Linked DNA regions of Homo sapiens: region 1 is linked to region 2. Evidence: read pairs that join two places in POLR2A ChIA-PET (ENCODE). Cell type or tissue: OCI-LY7. All regions are shown on one strand. Each heading gives the region's core, and the rest is flanking DNA. Links, peaks and the distances in the headings are about the cores only. Region 1 overlaps LARGE1 (LARGE xylosyl- and glucuronyltransferase 1). Region 2 overlaps LARGE1 (LARGE xylosyl- and glucuronyltransferase 1).

Evidence for each region. ChIA-PET counts read pairs that join two places held together with the same protein. Peaks named below come from ENCODE experiments on the same cell type or tissue, not always from the same donor. Only the 100,000 strongest peaks of a DNase experiment are listed, where the experiment ranks them.
Region 1: POLR2A ChIA-PET joins it to region 2 with 21 read pairs; 2 of 35 experiments call an interaction of 5 or more read pairs at or near these places.

What each region holds. Positions count from the first base shown.
Region 1 is chr22:33,318,453-33,323,830 of GRCh38, forward strand. All of the region lies in intron 10 of LARGE1 (LARGE xylosyl- and glucuronyltransferase 1), which reads right to left. Among named protein-coding and RNA genes, the nearest start is that of MIR4764, 120 kb to the right of the region's middle. RefSeq lists an enhancer at 3,043-3,172. In OCI-LY7, for the core only: no CTCF peak of the experiment used is centred there; a DNase peak (open chromatin) is centred at 2,729; H3K4me3 peaks cover 1,133 bases; H3K27ac peaks cover 1,647 bases.
Region 2 is chr22:33,390,555-33,395,932 of GRCh38, forward strand. All of the region lies in intron 7 of LARGE1 (LARGE xylosyl- and glucuronyltransferase 1), which reads right to left. Among named protein-coding and RNA genes, the nearest start is that of MIR4764, 43 kb to the right of the region's middle. In OCI-LY7, for the core only: no CTCF peak of the experiment used is centred there; no DNase peak of the experiment used is centred there.

The DNA.
Region 1 (5,378 bases), core at 226-5,225, 72 kb before region 2:
TGGCTGCATAGTATTCCATGGTGTATATGTGCCACATTTTCTTAATCCAATCTATCACTGTTGGACATTTGGCTTGGTTCCAAGTCTTTGCTATTGTAGTCACAGGGACACAGGAAGGGGAACATCACACACCGGGGCCTGTTGTGGGGTTGGGGGAGAGGGGAGGGATAGCATTAGGAGATATACCTAATGTTAAATGATGAGTTAATGGGTGCAGCACACCAACATGGCACATGTATACATATGTAACTAACCGGCACATTGTGCACATGTACCCTAAAACTTAAAGTATATTAAAAAAAAATGATAATTTGCCAAAGGTCACAGGAGGGCTGGTTCCATTTTTTTTTTTCTGTTAAATCAGCCTTGTCTATCACACGATAGAATACAGACAAAAGTTTACATGGCAAGGGTTACCAACCTAGCTGAATACCATAGAATGTTTTTCCAAGAAGGTGTACTTTTTTAAATCACCAAATCAACAGTGTAGCAGTCAATAAGAAAATATATTAACTTGCTTCTGTAGAGCTTTGTACCTGTTAAGACCATTGCCTTGACAGATTACTTGATGGCATTATTTCTCAAGATGTGTGCTATGGAAGATGATGGCATTAATTGCTCCAATTCCTTCTCTCTCCCCCACTCCCCGCCACCCCAGATATCCTTGTCCTTTGCAGTGGTGCTTACTAAAGCGGCACAGTTTATTTCTCTAGCCTTGAATAAGGGCTAGAATCATGATGTATTTTTGTTAACAAAAAGCAGGGGAAGTAATATTGTCTCAGTCTTGAGGCTAGACCTCAAGAGAAAGTGTTTCTTGCACCCCTACCATTGCCATGAGAAGATGCCGAGGCTAGCTTGCTGGAAGATGAGACATCTGGGGCAGAGCAGCTCCTCCCCAATTGCCAAAGTCATGCAAGCCAGCCTGGCCCAGCTGCCTCAATAAATACTACTTATTTTTTTTGAGACAGAGTCTAGCTCTGTTGCCCAGGCTGGAGTGCAGTGACGCGATCTCAGCTCACTGCAACCTCTGCCTCCCGGGTTCAAGTGATTCTCTGGCCTCAGCCTCCCGAGTAGCTGTGATCACAGGCACTCACCACCACGCCCGGCTAATTTCTGTATTTTTAATAGAGACAGGGTTTCACTATGTTGGCCAGGCTGGTCTTGAACTCCTGACCTCAGGCAGTCCACCCACCGAACCCTCCCAAAGTGTTGAGATTACAGGCGTGAGCTACCGCGCCCGGCCAATAAATGCTTCTTGAAGGCCACTGAGATCTTACTGGTTCTGAGCAATAGATACTGATAGAGTGCTATTGGTATTTTGTGGGGGGCACTTTTTTATTATGGGGACCTGTACCACATATTGAAGGACAATCAACCTCCCGAGCTCCTGCCCACCAAATGCTTATAGCATTCTCCAGACAGCCCTGTGATGCTCCAAATGTACTTGAACATTTCCAAATGCAGCTTGGGAAACTGGCTGAGATCCAATCATCTGTGAGACACTGTCAACTATCTCTAAAATTTTTAACCGTTAAAAGGATGCAATTAGGGATATTCAGCTTTTCAAGTCAATTTGCTGTCCCTGCCTATTTGAAGATTCTCACCATGCCAACAGTTTAATATAAGACAAGGAAGCTGAAATTCTCATTCCATCTAAGATCTATGACCCCACTGCTTCCTTCTGACCTGTATGATTAAATCCAGATTTCCTTGTTGACAATTACGGGCTGCTCTCTCTGACCCATCACCCCCACACTCTGTGGCCTCATCATTGGTCTGTGTGCTCCCCAAATCTGCCTTTCCCTCACACCTCCGTGACTTTGTTCCGTGCCATGCTCTTCCCTCTCGGGGATGCCCTCCCTCACTTCACTCCACTCTCCTCCACCTAAAAAACCTTCCATTTACCTTTCAAGATTCAGCCCAGATGGCACCTGCTCTGTGAGACCTCTGCAGATCCTGCTGGGTAGAAGCAATCCGTTTCTTCTCTGCGCTCCAAGAGCACTCAGTTCGTAACTCCATTAAAGCACTTGTCAACTTAAACTGAAATTATTTAACGGCAACTTTCCCGGTGAGACTGTGACATTTTACCATTGTCCTGAGCACCATGCCTGGCTTGTGACAGGTGCTAATATCATGTGTTGCATGCCTGAAAAATATTTGCTGTATACAAAAAACCTGTAATCACTGTGAAGTTAAGACTATCCTTTCAATTTTCCTTTTGTGTCCTCTAATTATATGCACAGAAGGTGATCAATAAGCCCATTCTTCAGCCTATGATTTGCTTCAATATTTGCATCCAAGGGTCTGTGACGGCTGAAAAGCTTTTGGAGAGCAAACAAGCATGTGCCAAGCTCCACGTAAGGTGCTGGGTACAGGTGATTTCCTCTCCTCCCCAGAGCCCCCGGTGAGTCACTGGCAGCCTCATCCAACAGTTGAGAAGGGTGGAGGTGTCAAACCTGGGTCTGTGCCCCTCCACCACCATGCTGCTGCTTCAGGAAAGATGCCTGCTTGGCCTCATGTGAAGACGCAGATGCAGCACAGTGGCTAAGGACACTGGTTCTAACCCATTCTGCCTGGATCATCTCAGGTAAGTGGGTGAGTGACCTAACCTTTCTGAGCTTCAGGGTCCTCAGCTGTAAAATGAGGACGACAAAACTCACTACCCCAGAAGGTTATAGAAGGATTCTGAAAGATGCTGCATATAGAGAAAACAGCGGTTGAAGAAAACATTCAACAGATGTCACCTATTATCATAGTGATTATCACAGGAAAGGGAAACACCTGGGCCCCTGAAGACACCTATGTGGATACTTTTTGTCCTCAAACCTCACCTGAAGGAGACTGTATGGCAAGATCCTGGTGGGCAGGGATGGTAGGGGCTGGATGAGCCAGGGTGGCCCTTCTGATTCATACATATTAGAGGGAGTCCCCCTGGCTTTCCCCTTGAGGGCCTAAAATATGCCTATAAACCATAATGTTACCTCCCGGCAGAAAACGTAACCAACTGCTATGCTCCTAAACTCCCTCACCCACACTGCAGAAGAGCACAAGAAATTATCCTCCACTGGAGACTAAACATCTACAAAATTCTTTGCAAGAGCAGGGTTGGCTTTTTTTTCCTTTGGTTTTGGTTTCTGTTTTAATATGCTCAGAAGAATGAAGGGCTTCCAGTTCAATGAAGAGGACAGTGGAAATGTGTGTGATGCGTGGGTGTGAGCGTGGGTAGGCAAATGTGTGTGGAGAAATGGGTCCTTCTTTGATGAGGCTTCAGACAAGTAGCTGGTCCTCACCATGTGAAAATGGGCATTAGTGAGTGGAGAATGAGAAACACATGCATGTATGGGGGTTTCTCATCCCCTTTACTGACTGACTGGTTGATTGACTAAGATGGAGTCTCACTCAGTCGCCCAGGTTGGAGTACAGTGGCACGATCTCGGCTCACTGCAACCTCTGCCTCCCGGGTTCAAGCGATTCTCCTGCCTCAGCCTTCCTAGTAGCTGGGATTACAGGTGCGCACCACCATGCCCAGCTAATTTTTGTATTTTTAGTAGAGACAGAGTTTCACCATGTTGGCCAGGCTGGTCTTGAACTCCTGACCTCAGGTGATCCACCCGCCTCGGCCTCCCAAAGTGCTGAGATTACGGGCATGAGCTACTGCGTCTGGCCTCTCCTTCTCTTTATATGCACACACAGGTACATACCCTTGAGTTGGGGAAAAAGACATTCCCAGGTAAATGGCTCCAGGAACCACTTTCTAAAAAGCATCCATATGGTGAGCTCCTAACAGCAGGAGCTGTATCCCCTTCATTTCTGAACCATCTGAACCTAGCAATATCCAGGTTCTATATCCAATGTTAACAAAGATTTTCTGAGTGGTGGATTCACAGATGAATTTTATTGGCTTCTTTATACTTTTCTGTAGTTAATTAATTCCCTGCATTTTTCTCAAATGAGCTAATGCATGTCAAGTGTTTTGTAAACTCTAAAGTGCTGCAGAAACTTAAGCAATGTGGTTATGATTATATCATGTACCTTTTCAAATCCTAACCTAGGCTTGCTTATTGCTGACTGCGTGGCTGATGTGATCCATCTTGGATGTTCAGCAAGCCTCTGTTGGATGTCCTCAGCCCCTGTATGTTAGGAGAGGGAGTACTGGTCAACGGAGATGCTCCGAGGACTTCCAAAGTACACCTTGCCCTAGTGGGATGGACTAGGGCAGTCCTGGAGAAGAGGCCACCTCCAGCTCTGAACTTCATGGTACCAATAATGGGATTTGGTGGCATCCACATCCCAAGCTCACTTGCAGCCCTTGCTGCAGTGTATAAAGGGTATTATCTAGGGAATATTGTCATTTACCAACCACAGTGGGTATTGTAGAAAAAAAAGGTGGCCGGGCACCGTGGCTCATGCCTGTAATCCCAGCACTTTGGGAGGCGAAGGAAGGCGGATCATGAGGTCAGGAGATCGAGACCATTCTGGCTAACACCGTGAAACCCCGTCTCTACTAAAAATACAAAAAATTAGCTGGGTGCAGTGGCGTGCGCCTCTAGTCCCAGCTACTTGGGAGGCTGAGGCAGGAGAATCGTTTGAACCTGGGAGGGGATGGTTGCAGTGAGCCGAGATCACGCCATTGCACTCCAGCCTGGGTGACAGAGTGAGGCTCTGTCTCAAAAAACAACCACCACCATCAAAAACAAAAACAACAACAAAAAACAAAAACAAAACAGGAAAGAAAGAAAGGTATGCTGTCAGACGTACCTGTCCACAGGACTCTGGGGCAACCAGAAGCCATCCTTGAACTTGCATGTTCATTTCTCCTCTACATGGTGCTTTGCACCTTGATCCACCTAATACTAACTGGGTACCTACTATGTGACTGGCGCAATGCTAAATGTTTTCAGGTGCATTGCTTCATCAATTTAATCCTTCAGCACACATATCTGTTGTACAAAGGAGGAAACTAAGGCTCAGGAGCTTTCAGTAATCTGCTTCAGTGAGCGAGAAGAAGTCCAGGATGGGAATCCAGTCTTCGGACCTCAAACCAGGGACATTTCACAACACAATTACTTCTTCCCAGGAGATGGAGGTGAGAATCAAATGAGATGGTGGAAGACACAATGTTCCATGAACGAAGCAGGCCATAAAAAACTGTGGTCCCAGTGCAGGAAAAAGACGAAAGGAAAAAGAAAAACCCACTCAAAAAAAGAAGGGAACACATTATAATGTTAACAAAGATTTTCTGAGTGGTGGATTCACAGATGAATTTTATTGGCTTCTTAAACTTTTCTGTAGTTAACTAATTCCCTGCAATTTTCTCAAATGAGCTAATGCACGTAAAACTGCTTTGTGAACTGTAAAGTGCTACCCAAACCTAAGCA
Region 2 (5,378 bases), core at 95-5,094:
TCACACGTGTGCTCGGCTGACACAGGCTCATGTGGGCTTCTGGGAATCAGGGCTCCCAGACACCACAGCTGGGCCATAGGCAAGCTGCTCTTGGCATGCCAAACCAGAGGGGACTCTGTCTGCTTTTGTTGTGTGTTTTTTTTTTTTTTTTTTGAGACAGAGTCTTACTCTGCTGCCCAGGCTGGAGTGCAGTGAGTGGCACGATCTCAGCTCACTGCACCCTCCGCCTCCCAGGTTTAAGCCATTCTTGTGCCTCAGCCTCCTGAGTAAGTAGGACCACAGGTGTGCGCCACCAGGCCTGGCTAATGTTTTTTGTATTTTTAAGAGAGAAGGGGTTTCACCATGTTAGCCAGGCTGGTCTCGAATTCCTGAACTCAAGTGATCCGCCCACCTTGGCCTCCCAAAGTGCTGGGAACACAGGTGTAAACCACCACACCCAGCTAATTTTTTGTATTTTTAGTAGAGACAGGGTTACACTATGTTGGCCAGGCTGCTCTCGAACTCCTGACCTCATGATCCACCCGCCTCGGCCTCCCCAAGTGTTGCAATTACAGGTGTGAGCCACCGTGCCCAGCCTACCACAGGTTATTCCTATAACCAATATCCTCACATCCTCATAGGTCCTGCATTCAGAAGTCATTTCGTCTATGATTCATTTCAAAATTTTTTTATTTGAGCACCTGCTTTGGTTCTATTCATTAGTTAACTGGGGACTTGGAAGTTTTTAAAACACAGTCCTTGTTCTCAGGGAGCAAGGCCTGATAGGGAAGGGAAACAGGTAATCACAAAAATGCAAAGCACTGTGATAAATGGGAGGTGGGGAAGAACTATGGGAGCTGGGGTACAGGTAAACTGACTGTGTCTCAGGGGAAGCATTAGGGGAAGGGCATCTTGAAATGAATGATGTCTACACTGAAACTTAAGGATAAAAAAGGTTATATAAGTGAGAGACAGGAAGAACAAAGGTCAAACCAGACAGGCTTCTCTCTCTAGGACAGTGATTTCAAAGGAATGGGTTGCTGAATATCTAGCAGGTAGCAAATACTGTCCACCACATCTGAACTGCAGACCTCAAAAGGTAATGACCCATGTCCCCCTCTTCTCCCAAAAAAGAAAATTTTAGAAAGGCTGCATAAAGTTGTCTAGCATGGGTGAAAACATTTGTCTTTGCTCATAAATCTATAATTATCCACAGGTTATTTCCTTTTTCCTTTTTTTTTTTTTTTTTTTTTTGAGACGGAGTCTTGCACTGTCGCTCAGGCAGGAGTGCAATGGCGTGATCTCGGCTCACTGCAACCTCTGCCTCCCGGGTTCTAGCGATTCTCCTGCCTCAGCCTCCCGAGTAGCTGGGATTATAGGTGCCCACCACCACACCCAGCTAATTTTTTGTATTTTTAGTAGAGACAGGGTTACACTATGTTGGCCAGGCTGCTCTCGAACTCCTGACCTCATGATCCACCTGCCTCGGCCTCCCCAAGTGTTGCAATTACAGGTGTGAGCCACCGTGCCCAGCCTACCACAGGTTATTCCTATAACCAATATCCTCACATCCTCAGAGTGACACAGCAGAATGAATTCTGGGAACACACGCTTCTTCTTTTTTTTTTTTTTTGTAGCTATCCCAGAAGGGGAAGGAAAAAGAAAAAACTGCAGTGGACTTGGAAAACACACTCTTGGCTCTGAGTCCTGATATCACTGCTTAATATCAATATGATTCTTGAAAAAAGTCACTGTGTTTCTAAGCCTCAGATCCTTATTTGTAATATAGTGACAATCCCACATTAACTCCAAGGTGATTGTGAGGAACAAAAAAGAAAATGGGGGCCAGGTGCGGTGGCTCACGCCTGTGATCCCAGCACTTTGAGAGGCAGAGGAGGGTGGATCACCTGAGGTCAGGAGTTCGAGACCAGCCTGGTCAATACGGCAAAACCCTGTCTCTACTAAAAATACAAAAATTAGCCAGATGTGGTGGTGGGTGCCTGTAATCACAGTTACTTAGGAGGCTGAGGCAGAAGAATTGCTTGAACCTGGGAGGCGGATGTTGTGGTGAGCCAAGATGGCCCCACTGTACTCCCGCCTGGGCAACACAGCGAGACTCTGTCTTAAAAACAACAACAACAACAACAAAAGCAAGAAAAATGGCATCTTTAAAGTGGATGCCACTTTAAAGATTTAAATGGCATCTGGTACAGTGGAAGAGTATCCACCAGTGCTGTAGTGGGAATTATTAATGGATAATTAATGTCCAAACCTAGTAAATCATTTTTCTTTGTAATCCACTGATTATTCAAATAATCTTCAAAATTCCCGTGAGTGTGAAATGTACTGGACAACTTGAAATATTTGCAATATTTGCAAACATTTCCAGGCCCATAGCCTTCTCAGTGTTCTGAAAATAGGTGGCTTATAGTGTCACAGCCTGCATGCTTAGGAGATCTCTTGAGGTTATTCCAAGTGGCAGCTAAGAGATACATCCACAGGAAGAAAACAAATAATAATAAAGGAAAGAAAATCCACTGTATGGAAAATTATGAGCTTAAATTATATTCTTAAGCAGCTAATGAGTCTGTTTAGGATGTTAAATATAATCATCATATTGATATGAGCTTATAAGACAATCTGCCAGTTTCTTCAAAGGTTAGGAGTTTGCACTCAGGTCATAAAAGACTTGAGAAACAACATTTCCAAGAGAAACAGAACTCTGTTTATTGACCTTGCTCCTATGGGGCTGCGGAAATATCCTAATTAATGGCTGTGCAGTGCTTTCAAAATATGAAGTAGTACATAAAAGCTTAATAAATGACAGTTACAGAAACTATACATTTCCTCATTAAGGTGTCTAATTATCCCTCACTGAACTTGCCTAATTCCCACTGGATTTAATATAAATTATGTGCATGTGTGCAAAGTAGAAAGAGGATTTTTAAGTGACTACTGCTTCAAGTTATGAAAATGGTTCCATTTGAAACTGGAGCCTTTTAAGCTGAAACAACACGGATTTGGCTTTGGAATGCGTGCCCCAAATCAGACTTTTGACCCTGCTTTTCTGCTGTCAGGTGGAAGGTGGTGCCAAAAAGCTTGACTTTGGCCTTTGCCTGGCATTCGCTGCTGCCTGATCCACCCATTCCCATCCTTGTCGTCGGGGTCTGGGAGCTTGGAGCAAGCCCCTTGCCCCTGAGTGCTCTGCACAGAGGCAACATGCCTTAAATTTGACAAGGACTGTCAAGGGAGCTGGCTGGGATGCATGTGACCCGCAGCACTTTACCTACAGCTGTTGTGCTGGGAGCACAGAGACCAACGCTAAATAAATAAATGAATAAATAAATTAAAAATCAAAGGATTCTCTCATGAACATCTGGTCAAGTAGCAGGGCTTTTCATCTGTGGATCAGAGGGCCATGTTTTCTTTTTAGCAACAGCTCAGTAATCAAGATGGCAGGGAAAGAAAAGTAGGTATCTGTGCAGAGAGGAAAGTGAGAATAATGCTATTTTATGAGCTAGACATTATTTTTTGCCAGTGCAACTGCCAAAAAAAAAAAAAAAAAGAGAAGCTAAACAGGGTGACAATGATGATAATACCTACTATTTATCAAGCAACTGCAGTATACTAGAGAGAAGGAACTTAACTTAGATGACCTCTGATTCTTTTTTTTTTTTTTTTTTGAGACAGAGTCTCGCTCTGTCACCCAGGCTGTAGTGCAGTGGCACAATCTCGGCTCACTGCAACCTCTGCCTCCCAGGTTCAAGTGATTCTTCTGCCTCAGCCTCCTGAGTAGCTGGCACTACAGGCGTGTGCCACCACACCCAGCTAATTTTTTGTATTTTTAGTAGAGACGGGGTTTCACCATGTTGGCCAGGCTGGTCTCGAACTCCTGACCTCGTAATCCGCATGCCTCGGCCTCCCGAAGTCCTGGGATTACAGGTGTGACCCACTGCACCCAGCCAGATGACCTCTGATTCTTATGACAAACTTGCAAAGTAGATGGAATTATCTCTATTTTACAGATGAAGAAACTAAGGTAGACAGAATTACCTCCATTTTACAGATGAAGAAACTAAAGCTTCCATATAACTAACGTGTGGTAAAATTAATTTCACTCTTTGATTTGTGGTCTCAACCATACCATGTGGTCTCAACCTCCTGGGAGCGTGTGTGTGTGTGTGTGTGTGTGTGTGTGTGTGTGTGTGTGTATGTGTGTGTGTATCTACATGCTCATAACTAAATACGGTGAGGCTTTGCTGAATCAGGGGTCTAAAGCCAAAACAAAAGAGTAGCTCCTGGAGGAGCAGTAAGTAAATGTTTGAAGGACTTTGAGAAGACCACAGGCCATAAGCAGACTGCCTCTGTGAAAACCTGGGAAGATCCCAATCATTATAAAAGGCCGGGAAAGGGCTGGGCATGGTGGCTCACACCTGTAATCCCAGCACTTTGGGAGGCCAAGGCTGGCAGATCACGAGGTCAGGAGATTGAGACCATCCTGGCTAACACACGGTGAAACCCCGTCTCTACTAAAAATACAAAAAAATTAGCCGGGCGTGGTGGCGGGCCCCTGTAGTCCCAGCTATTTGGGAGGCTGAGGCAGGAGAATGGTGTGAACCCCGGAGGCGGAGCTTGCAGTGAGCCGAGATCGCGCCGCTGCACTCCAGCCTGGGTGACGCAGCGACTCTGCCTCAAAAAAAAAAAAAAAAAAAAAGCCAGGAAAACTAGGGCTTCCCTGAGGACAGTCCTGTATGAAAAGGAAGCTGTAGGCCTAGGGTAGGGCCTGATCCAAGATTAGTGATAGTGGGTAACCGGATGGAGCCAATAAATATTCAACTCAGGACACTGTGTCAGCGCTAACTTATGTCAACTTTCCCTCCTGCATGGTAGGAACATTCCCTTCTTTCTGCATCTGAAACCATCCAAGTAACTTCATAGCATGTAGAGGACTACTTGCAGGCAAGAACTCTTTAAAACTTTTTTAGCAAAGGGGAATGCCTTAAGCTTGCATTATGAAAACTGTTTAAGAGAAGGTTCTGCCACTATTCCCTCCCTGCCCTATTTTCATTCTTTAGGCTAGCTACAAGAATGTAGCTAGAATTGGGTTGGTCAATTCAGACCACATACCTCCTTGGCTCAGGAGGAGAAAGTAGGGACCAAAGTGCCTGGATGACTCCTTTGAATGAGGTTCAGAGGAAGTTTCAGATGAAACCTTTTATTCCTAAACTCAGTACTTCTCACAGTGTATGATGTAGCATTCTGTAGGATGCTAGTAAATGTTGTGGAAGCAGGGCTAAATAAGTTAAATAAGTGTAGGAGATGATTGATTAGGGTTAAATAAAGTTAAATAGGTTTTGATATATCAGTGTGCACAGTGAATCTCAAAGGTGGTTACGGCT